Linked DNA regions of Homo sapiens: all the other regions are linked to region 2. Evidence: chromatin contacts called from ENCODE Hi-C or POLR2A ChIA-PET data. All regions are on one chromosome and are shown on one strand. Each heading gives the region's core, a stretch centred on a gene start or an enhancer-like site at or near the end of the contact. The rest is flanking DNA. Distances are from core to core; before and after follow the strand shown.

Region 1 (2,929 bases), core at 1-2,500, 610 kb after region 2:
GGAGACGGTGGGTCACTGCCCTGCTCTCAGACCCACACTTGCTCACATCAGCCCGTGTGGTTGCCTGGCTCCGTCCCCTCTGTCCCTAGCACTGGCACCAGGGCTGGGCCCCCACCCCCTAGATCCGCGGCTGCCAGGCCTGGGAGACCAGAGTCTGCCCTGGAGAAGCCTCCAGGGTGCCCCGTTGCTGCCTGGTGCCCCAGTTTAGAACCAACATGGTGTGCGCTTTCTTCCTATTGTGTGGTTTTACTTTTGTGCTGGTATGAATTCGATTCCATTTTAATGCATCCTGTTAAATCAAGTTAAAAGAGGGGAAAGCAAAACCAAAAGGAAAAAAAGGCACAGAGTGAGAGACAACCCAGCACAGGACCCCCAGGAAGGCAAGCAGTAACGCTCCAGCAGCCGGGCTGTGCTGCCTGGGCCCAGGCTTCTGCGAGGTGGTTTACAGGCGGGAACCATTGCTCCCACAACCACCAAAGGAGGTGGGAGTGCTGTGTTGTGCCCCTTTACAGAAGAGGAGACCGAGGCTCAGAGAAGATCCAGCAGTAAGATTAGAGTCAAGATTCAAGTTTAGGTATGTCTGAGTCCAAAATCAGAGGAGGAAGCAGCAGAGCTTAGGCACCTGGCCCCATCTTCCTGCTTGGAGTGGGGTGAGCTGGGTTTAAGGGCTTGGTGCTGGGCTGGCAGAGGGCGAGGGGCTGTGGGCTAGGCCCATTTTGACACCCGGGGGACATCCTATTTTTGATGTAGGCCTTGGCCACTGCTTGCTGGTCGGTCCTGAAAGCCAAGAGGAGGCTGCTGATGGTGAGTGACTGGCAGGCCCGGGGGAGCACGAGCTGGGCTCTGAGGCAGCGTGGTGGGGAGCGGAGCGGGTGCAGGGTGGCTCGCTGGGCCACTTGGCCTTCACCGCTCACAGTCCTGGCCCCCTTGTTCCGCCGTTACCTCTCCCTGTGCCAGGAGCTCCCTGGAGGCTCGTGTAGACCCACTTCCTCTCCTCCCCAGGCCCAGCACAGAGCAGGCCACTGGGGAGGGGAACGGATACCCTAGGGTAGTGGCCACAGGGCTGGCAGCTGGCCTGGTGCAGGCGTCTCGGTGGGGGCAGGATACCCAGGAGCAAGCAGAGCCCTGTCCCTCCTGCCCTTTCCCCGCCCCAGTCAGGCCCCTGTAATCTCCGCTCCCAGGCAGCGACTGGCTGTGCTATCTGGCCTGTGGTTTGTCGTTCCCCTCTGCGGGCCAGGCTCTGTTGCCTAGCTGATACCAGCTGCCGTGGCCACGTGCTCCAGGCACTTCCCGCGGAGCCACTATGGCCCCACCTCTTGCAGTACTCACAGCGGCCCATGGTTACCCTGTCTGCAGAAGTTAAAATGGGCTTCGAAAGCTTGAGTCACTGCCCAGGGTCATCTAGCAGGAAAGTACATGAGCTGGGGCGACCTCTAAAGCCCAGCCCTTTATGCGACACCTGGGCCTGGTGCCCTCATCCTACCTGGGCCCCGCCTGGCCCCTCAGCCTTGTGCCCACCGCAGGTGCCTGATGGCTTCATCTCCCATTTCTACTCCGTATCGGAGCATGTGAGCCCTGTCCTAGCCTTCGGCTTCCTTGGACCCAAGCCTCAGCTTGCTGAAGTCTGTGCTTTCTTCAAGGTAAACAGAGAGCAGTTCTCGTTCTTTCCTGACCCTTGCCCTGAGCACAGGCGCCCTGGGAGGTGCCAGGAATGGGATGAGGGCCTGGGCCTGGGCCTGCTCCCAGAGAGAGGGCAGAGCCAGACCCACATGGGTCCAGAGGAAGCAGTGGGAGGGAGGAGCCTGGGGATGGAAAGGACCGGCTGGGGCTCTGGTGGTGGACAAGGGGACTTCAGGTAACCTGGGGGGCATCATGGTGGGCAGTGGCTGGGCCAGGCCTGACACCAGCCCTGCTCCCCCAGCACCAGATTGTGCAGTACCTGAGGGACATGTTCGACCTGGACAATGTGCGCTACACGTCACTGCCCGCGCTGGCAGACGACATCCTGCAGCTGTCCCGGCGCCGCAGCGAGATATTGCTGGGGTACCTGGGGGTGCCCGCGGCCAGCAGCGCAGGCGTGAATGGGGCGCTGCCCCGAGAGAATGGGCCCCTGGGGGAGCTGCAGTAGAGGCGGCACGGGCTGGGGGGTGGCAGAGAGAAGGCTCCTCCTCCCTTCCCTGGGTTGGTATCTGACAGCTGTGGTGGCTGAGGGCCGTTGCCCCTGACTTTGCCCCACCCCCATCATCTGGGAGTCCCCAAGGCCCAGAGGGGACATTTCCATGGAGAAGAACGGTTCCTGGGGGAAGCAGAGGCCAGGACCAGTGGGGCCTGTGGGAGAGAAAGGCTGTGAGAGAGGGGGTTGTTGTGGAGAATTGGGACAGGCAGAGCCAGGATGCCCCAGGTGGGGGACCCCAAAACCTCCCATCGCTCCAGGGCTGCTGACAAGGGTGCTGGGAGGGTGGAGGTGAAGGATGGGGCCTAGAGCCCTGTGGTGAAGGTCACAGTGTCCTGAGCTAGAAGCCACCTGTGGCTATATGGTCTCAGCATCCAGCTGGCCTGTCCTGATGCCCTCCCCACCTCAACCGCCTTCTCAGAGAGTTTGCAACTCCAGAGAAGGAGAGTGGGGCCACCTTAGTGGGCAGCAGGCCTGGGCCATCCAGAGATGGGGCAGAGGTGGGCCTCCCACTCCTGTGCTCTCTTCTGAGCAGGAACTGGGCCCTTGACAGTGTCCTTTGACATTCCCTCGCCCTACCAAAGATCGTCTTTTCTCCTCCCACCTCTGTCACCACCAAAGACGGGCGGAGGTGGGGCTGGGCCCTCCTGCCCCCGCCCATCCCCCTTCCATGAGCCCAGACCTCCCTGGGTGGTGCTAGGCTCTGAGCTGGGGGCTCAGACCAGGGATCGCTCAGGCCCCTGTCACCTGTGGGCC
Region 2 (2,700 bases), core at 144-2,643:
GGCTCACTGCAACCTCCGCCTTCCAGGTTCAAGGAATTCTCCCTGCCTCCTCCTCCCTAGTAGCTGGGATTACAGGCACACACCACCATGCCCGGTTAATTTTTGTATTTTTAGTAGAGACGGGGTTTCGCTATGTTGGGCAGTCTGGTCTTGAACTTCTGACCTTAGGTGATCCGCCTGCCTCAGCCTCCCAAAGTGCTGGGACTACAGGCGTGAGCCACCGCAGTCTTAAATGGTTAATGAGGATTAGGAAATCTATCAATTATTCAACAGAGAGACAATGAATGGATCAAGGGATTGGGGAGCTCCCTGACATTACAGAACAAATTCAGTATGCAGTATACTGTGAAAGCGAGGCGGAAAAGCAGGTTTTGTTTGCGAGTCTGACTTTAGGATTGCAGGTGAAACACTTGTGTGACCCTGGAGCTGTGTGGCTAAGGTGCTGCGGGGTCACTGGAGAAAGGTCAAGGGACTGTGGCCCAGTTGGCCCGGAGGTGGTTCAGGTCTCCCAGATTCCAGGGCGGCATTATGAGCCACGTGACAGACCTCCCCTGACTGGCTGACAGTGAAGCATAATTGAGAAGATGGCGGACCAGCAAGGACCTCATCAGAATAGGTCTGTACACAGAGCGGCATAGAGAGTGCAGGAGGGTAGTAGACCGGGCGCGGAGGCTCAAGCCTGTAATACAAGCACTTTGGAAGGCCGAGGCGGGTGGATCATGAGGTCAGGAGATGGAGACTATCCTGCCCAACACGGTGAAACCCCGTCTCTACTAAAAATACAAAAAAAAATTAGCCGGGCGTTGTGGCGGGCGCCAGTAGTCCCAGTTACTCGGGAGGCTCAGGCAGGAGAATGGCGTGAACCCGGGAGGCGGAGGTTGCGGTGAGCCGAGATCGCGCCACTGCACTCCAGCCTGGGCAACAGAGCAAGAATCTGTCTCAAAAAAAAAAAAAAAAAAAAAAAAAAAAAAAAAAAAAAAAGTGCAGGAAGGTAGTGAACAGAACAGCAAGGGGAATGCCGACCCTTTCTCCTGTTGGGGCCAAGACAGAGGCGATGTGGGCAGGGGAGAGGCCGGGGAATGCGCAGAAGCCGACTCCATCTCCGCATTAATAGTGGACTAGGGGCAGGGCTGGATTTTCGGAGGCAGTGTGCAGCTCCCAATAACTAGTTCCATGGGTCCTCTGTGAGCCTAGTTTCCTGGTGGGTACCGAGGGGAGGGCGTCGGAACCGTACGCTCCTTTGAGTGAGGGGAATCCGGGAGGATCCAAGGCAGGGGAAACAGGGCCGAGCGGGAAAGGCCTTGAATGGGGGGCGAGACCCGGCCAGGCCCGCTGGACGCGTAGCACGTCTCCTTGGTGACGGGACGCGTGGCCCGGAAGTGGGCGGCCCTTCTGGCGGGGCGGGGCATCTCTGTGACGCTAGGGGCTGGGCCTCGATGGCGAAACCCAAGCGGCTCCCGGGGGGGTTTGAACTGGCCAATGGGCGAGCTGCCGACCGGGTGTCGGAAAAGGAGGCGGAAGCGGGGAGGAGCCGCTGCCAGAGCCAGACTGCATCCGCCGCGGCGTCTCCATGGCACGACCCTGGCCTCCGACTTCAACGACTTCATAAGGCGGCGTTTCTGGGCGCAGCCGTGTCGCTCCTGGTGAGAGGCCGCCGGCAGGCGGGATCCAGCGCCCTCCGGGGCACCGCGGGCGAGACCGTCGCCTTCGCACCCCCGGCGCGGTCGACCCCGCGGGGCCGTCGGGTCCTGGGTTCCCCGCCGCGTTGCGCTCGTCCCCCTCCTGTCAGAACCTGGGCCCCCGCCCCGCCCACCGGCGCGGGGCCTCTCCTCCTCCCGCTAACGGGCGGTCGGCCGCCTCCTTCCTCTCTTGGCTACCACGGGGCTCTGCCCCTCCTCTGCCGCCCGCGGGCAGGGCTTCACCTTTCTCTCTATGGGCAGAAACCGGTACCCTCCTGCCTGCTGGTGGGTGGCCGTCCCTTCTCTCCGCCGACAGAGGCTCTCCCTCGCTCTGCTGCCCGTCGGCGGCATCGCCCCGACCGCCTCGTCCTCTCCTCGGGCCTCCACATGGCAGTCACTTGTACGCCCTCCGTAGGCAGCGCTGTCCCCCGGGCACCGTCTCCGGCTTGCCAGGGCCCTCGCCCGGCGGGGGGGGGTCCCGCCCGCCCCCTCCCAGCCCGGCGTCTATCCTGCTCAGAACTCTGTTCGGTTTTCCCTCGCGGCGGGGCGCCCGGGGCCCGTGCAACCTCCGCGCCTCCCTCCTTTAAACACTATTGGTCCTCTCGGGCATCTGTTCTTCCGTAACGCCCCTTCTCCTAGGAGACAGTTGTCCGGCCCCGCCCCAGCATCCCCGCGGCTCCCTGCGCGGTTCTGGCCCTCTGGGGCCCACTTGGGGCCGAGCGGTTCTCACCCGCCCTCTCCGCACGTCCGCCGGCGCCTCAGGTTTCCCCCGGTAGCCACCGGCAGTCCTCCGCGTGGGACCCGGGCGCGGTGGTCCTTTCCCTCGCGGTTCTGCCCCGTCCCCTCCCCTTCCTCCCCTCTGCCCCCAGGTCGCTCAGCCTCTACTATTTCCCCCTACTTTGGCAGGACAGTTGCTGTGCGACTTGGACAGTAGAGGAGCGCCTCCCAAGTTTTCATCCAACTGCCAACCCCAAAGCTTCCACCCTTCTCCCCTCAGAGAGGACGTTTGATGCCGGGCCCC
Region 3 (2,700 bases), core at 164-2,663, 720 kb after region 2:
ACAATGGCTCGAGTCCAGGCGCCGAGGCTGGCGAGCGCCTGCTTGGCGCACAGCTGCCCGTTGAGCGGCGGCGGCTGCTCCGAGGAGTCCGGCTGTCGGCTCACCAGCCCCGAGAAGCCGGAGCCAAAGATGGAGATCAAGTTTGAGATGTTGGACGCGTCCGGGGACGAGTCCGGGCAGAAGTCCTCGAAGCGGGCGCGCTTGCAGGGGGCGAACGGGGCGCCCCCGGGGGGCTCGGCCCCCAGCCCGCCCGCATCCTCCTCGTCGTCTTCCTCCTCCTCCTGGCCAGGGTAATACTTGCGCTTGCAGCCGGCGGCGGACGCCAGGCCCGGTCCCGGAGCGCCCTGGCCACAGCAGGGGCAGTGGGCGGAGGCGCAGCAGTCCTGGTGCAAGTAGCCGTTCTCCACCGTGGTCACCACGTGAGTGTCTAGGTCCAGCACGGTGGTCTGGCTGCTGCAGTGCAAGCCGAAGTCCGAAGGGGTAGGGTATGCGCCCCGGTAGAAGCCGGGGGAGGAGGCGGGGGCCGGGGAGGCGGGCGGAGAAGCGGCGGCGGCCGGAGGGGCGGCCCCTGGGGGCGCGGAGCAGGCGGCCGGGGCGCGAGGGTCCCGCGGGCAGAGCGCAGCGGGCGCGGGCGGCGGCAGCGGCAGCGGCAGCGGCGCAGGACCCGGCTGCAGAGGCTCCAAGGGCTGCCCGCGGTGGGGCGCGCCGTGCGGCGGCTGGAGCGCGGCGCACCCGGGCAGCTCCGAGAGCGCCCCCGCGCCGCCCGCGGGCGCTCCGGCCGCCGCCGCCGCCGCGCAGCCCCTGGGCGCCGGGTGCTGGTGCTGGTGCAGCTGCTGCTGGAGGTGCAGCTGGTGGAGCTGGTGGAGCTGGTGCAGCTGGTGCCGGGCGGCCGGCTCGCGCGCCTCCGCGTCCCCGCCGCCGCCAAGTTGGAGCGGGCCGAAGTCGGCCGCGCTGGCCGGCATGCCCGGCGCCGCGTACGCTAGGTGCTGGTGCTGGTGGTGGGGCGGCTGCTGCTGTTGCTGCTGCTGCTGGCGCCGGTAGAGCTCGGCGTAGCGCTCGCTCAGGTAGAGCTGGCGCGCGTTGCGGAGCACGTAGGACACCAGGAGGTTCTTGTGCAGCTTGATGCCGCCGCGCTGGGTTCGGGAGCTGTGGATCTTGCGCAGGGAGATGCTGATCAGGCTCTGGGCGTCCAGGGCGCACTCCATGCTCCCGCGGAGACGGCGGCGGAGCAGCCGCCGCCGCTGCTGCTGTTAACGCTTCTGCTGTTTCTGCCTCCAGCCGGCCGCCGGGGCGCGCCGGGCAGGGGTAACGGAGTCCGGGTCAGAGGTTCGGCTGCGCTCCGAAAGGAGCCGCCACCATGCGCCGCGCGCCACCCGCGGGCTCGCGCTCCCCAGACGGCGCCAAAGCAATGAGTCTCGGCCGGCCCCGGCCCCAGCTATTTAGCCGGGTGCCCGGGCCCCGCCCCACATGAGAAGAGCCAATAGGAGCTCTGAGAGTCTCCTGAGTGACAGGCGCAGCCCGCCCCGGGGCTACTCGGCTGGCCAATCAGACCAAGGCGGTTCCTTTGTGCTATTCAAATACCGAACGGACCCCGGGCCTCCAACGCCGCTGCTGCCTCGAATGTTCTCCTGGGGCTGCCGCGCCGCGCGGGACTCGGAGCCGCCGGGGCCGCAGTCTGCAGCATAGGTCGCCTGGCAGCGGCCACGTTGAAGCCCGCGGCTGCCCTCGCCTTAGGTCCCGGGAGCCGGGGGTCGGCTCACCTGAGTGCTGCGGCGACGGCTCCTCCCCTTTCCGCACGGCTGGGCCTCACCTGCGGCAGGTGCGCGCCGCTCATCGCTCCCCCAGCGGCGCGGCGCCTCCACCTGCGCACCTGTCGCCCCCCCGAGTGACCCGCGGGAGTCAAGGCCTCTCTACAGGAGGCTGGTGGAGCCGCCGGCTTGACACTGGGGAACATCAAAGGAGCGAGGTTTTGGGGGTACCCTCTACCGCAGAGAATGTAGGGCCTGACTCCTTGACTTTTTGGTCGAGGGGCCTCTGGGAATGCTTGCGGAAGGGAAGTCCTCCCCATTTGTCTGACAGGAAAAACCAAAACATCGTGAATTTTGACCTTCTCTGATGGAGAGAGTTCCGAGGCCAGGCATGACCCAGGGAGTGTGTGGACCTCGCGACCAGCTGAGGCTCAAAAGCGTCCTGGGAGCCGAAACGCTGAGTGCCCTAATCACCAGCTCTGTAACCTTTCCTTTCGTGCCTAACTAATAATAATGACAATAGGGACTATTATTATGGGCCTAATATGGGGCAGGCCCTTCCCAGCAACTCCCCAATGCCTCACTCTAACGTTTGTAGAGGAGGGGCCTGAGGCTCGGAGGAGTGGAGTGACTTGGGGAACCACACAGTTCCCAGGGGGCGGAGCTAGGAGCTGGGACAGGACCCTGCGCTCGAGACGGGAGGTGAATACCAAAGGCCCGGGGACTCACCGACTTAACTTCTGTTGACACAGCTTTCCTTCTTATCCTGAACCCTTCAGGTCCCAGCTGGGGACTGAGACAGTGGGAGAAGAGAGGGACAGGATTGCTGATTCCTGGGGGCGCTCTATCTGGACCAAGAGGCCTGAAGGGGGCTGGTTGCTGCTCCCAGGGGTTTCAAAGGTGCCTGGGGTGGGGGCTGCCCAGACAGCTCTGGAGGCTCTTGGAAATGGTC

What was found. Hi-C counts contacts between places; a loop is a spot of excess contacts on that map. ChIA-PET counts read pairs that join two places held with the same protein, here RNA polymerase II (POLR2A). Pooled maps may share reads with other maps.
Region 1: a pooled map shows a loop between it and region 2 (4-fold over the local background). The contact joins the enhancer-like site here to the promoter of ODF2 in region 2. A Hi-C loop is called at or near these places in 1 of 50 pooled maps. POLR2A ChIA-PET finds 5 or more read pairs at or near these places in 4 of 52 experiments (WTC11, activated CD4-positive, alpha-beta T cell, activated T-cell and 1 more).
Region 3: a loop to region 2 is called in a map of naive thymus-derived CD4-positive, alpha-beta T cell, with 8 times the contacts of the local background. The contact joins the promoter of IER5L here to the promoter of ODF2 in region 2. A Hi-C loop is called at or near these places in 1 of 168 maps with a recorded cell type or tissue (naive thymus-derived CD4-positive, alpha-beta T cell) and 5 of 50 pooled maps.

The regions. Positions count from the first base shown.
Region 1 is chr9:129,068,326-129,071,254 of GRCh38, forward strand. MIGA2 (mitoguardin 2) reads left to right here. Exons shown (of 16, transcript NM_001329990.2): 13 at 1-7; 14 at 751-804; 15 at 1,524-1,640; 16 at 1,922-2,929. The coding sequence ends at 2,128. Among named protein-coding and RNA genes, the nearest start is that of DOLPP1, 11 kb to the right of the region's middle. RefSeq lists enhancers at 1,432-1,571, 2,519-2,929. Within about 2 kb of position 1,251, at least 18 of the 41 ENCODE cell types and tissues checked have a DNase peak (open chromatin) inside an H3K27ac peak, as active enhancers do.
Region 2 is chr9:128,454,613-128,457,312 of GRCh38, forward strand. It overlaps ODF2 (outer dense fiber of sperm tails 2), which reads left to right and starts at 1,394. Exons shown (of 21, transcript NM_001351578.2): 1 at 1,394-1,643. The coding sequence starts at 1,480. RefSeq lists enhancers at 467-1,203, 1,077-1,166, 1,204-1,939, 1,297-1,346, 1,940-2,675 and 1 more and silencers at 1,567-1,876, 2,007-2,106, 2,137-2,286, 2,497-2,546.
Region 3 is chr9:129,176,848-129,179,547 of GRCh38, forward strand. IER5L (immediate early response 5 like) reads right to left here and starts at 1,414. Exons shown (of 1, transcript NM_203434.3): 1 at 1-1,414. The coding sequence starts at 1,205. RefSeq lists silencers at 669-1,008, 1,239-1,618 and enhancers at 1,343-1,637, 1,375-2,298, 2,299-2,700.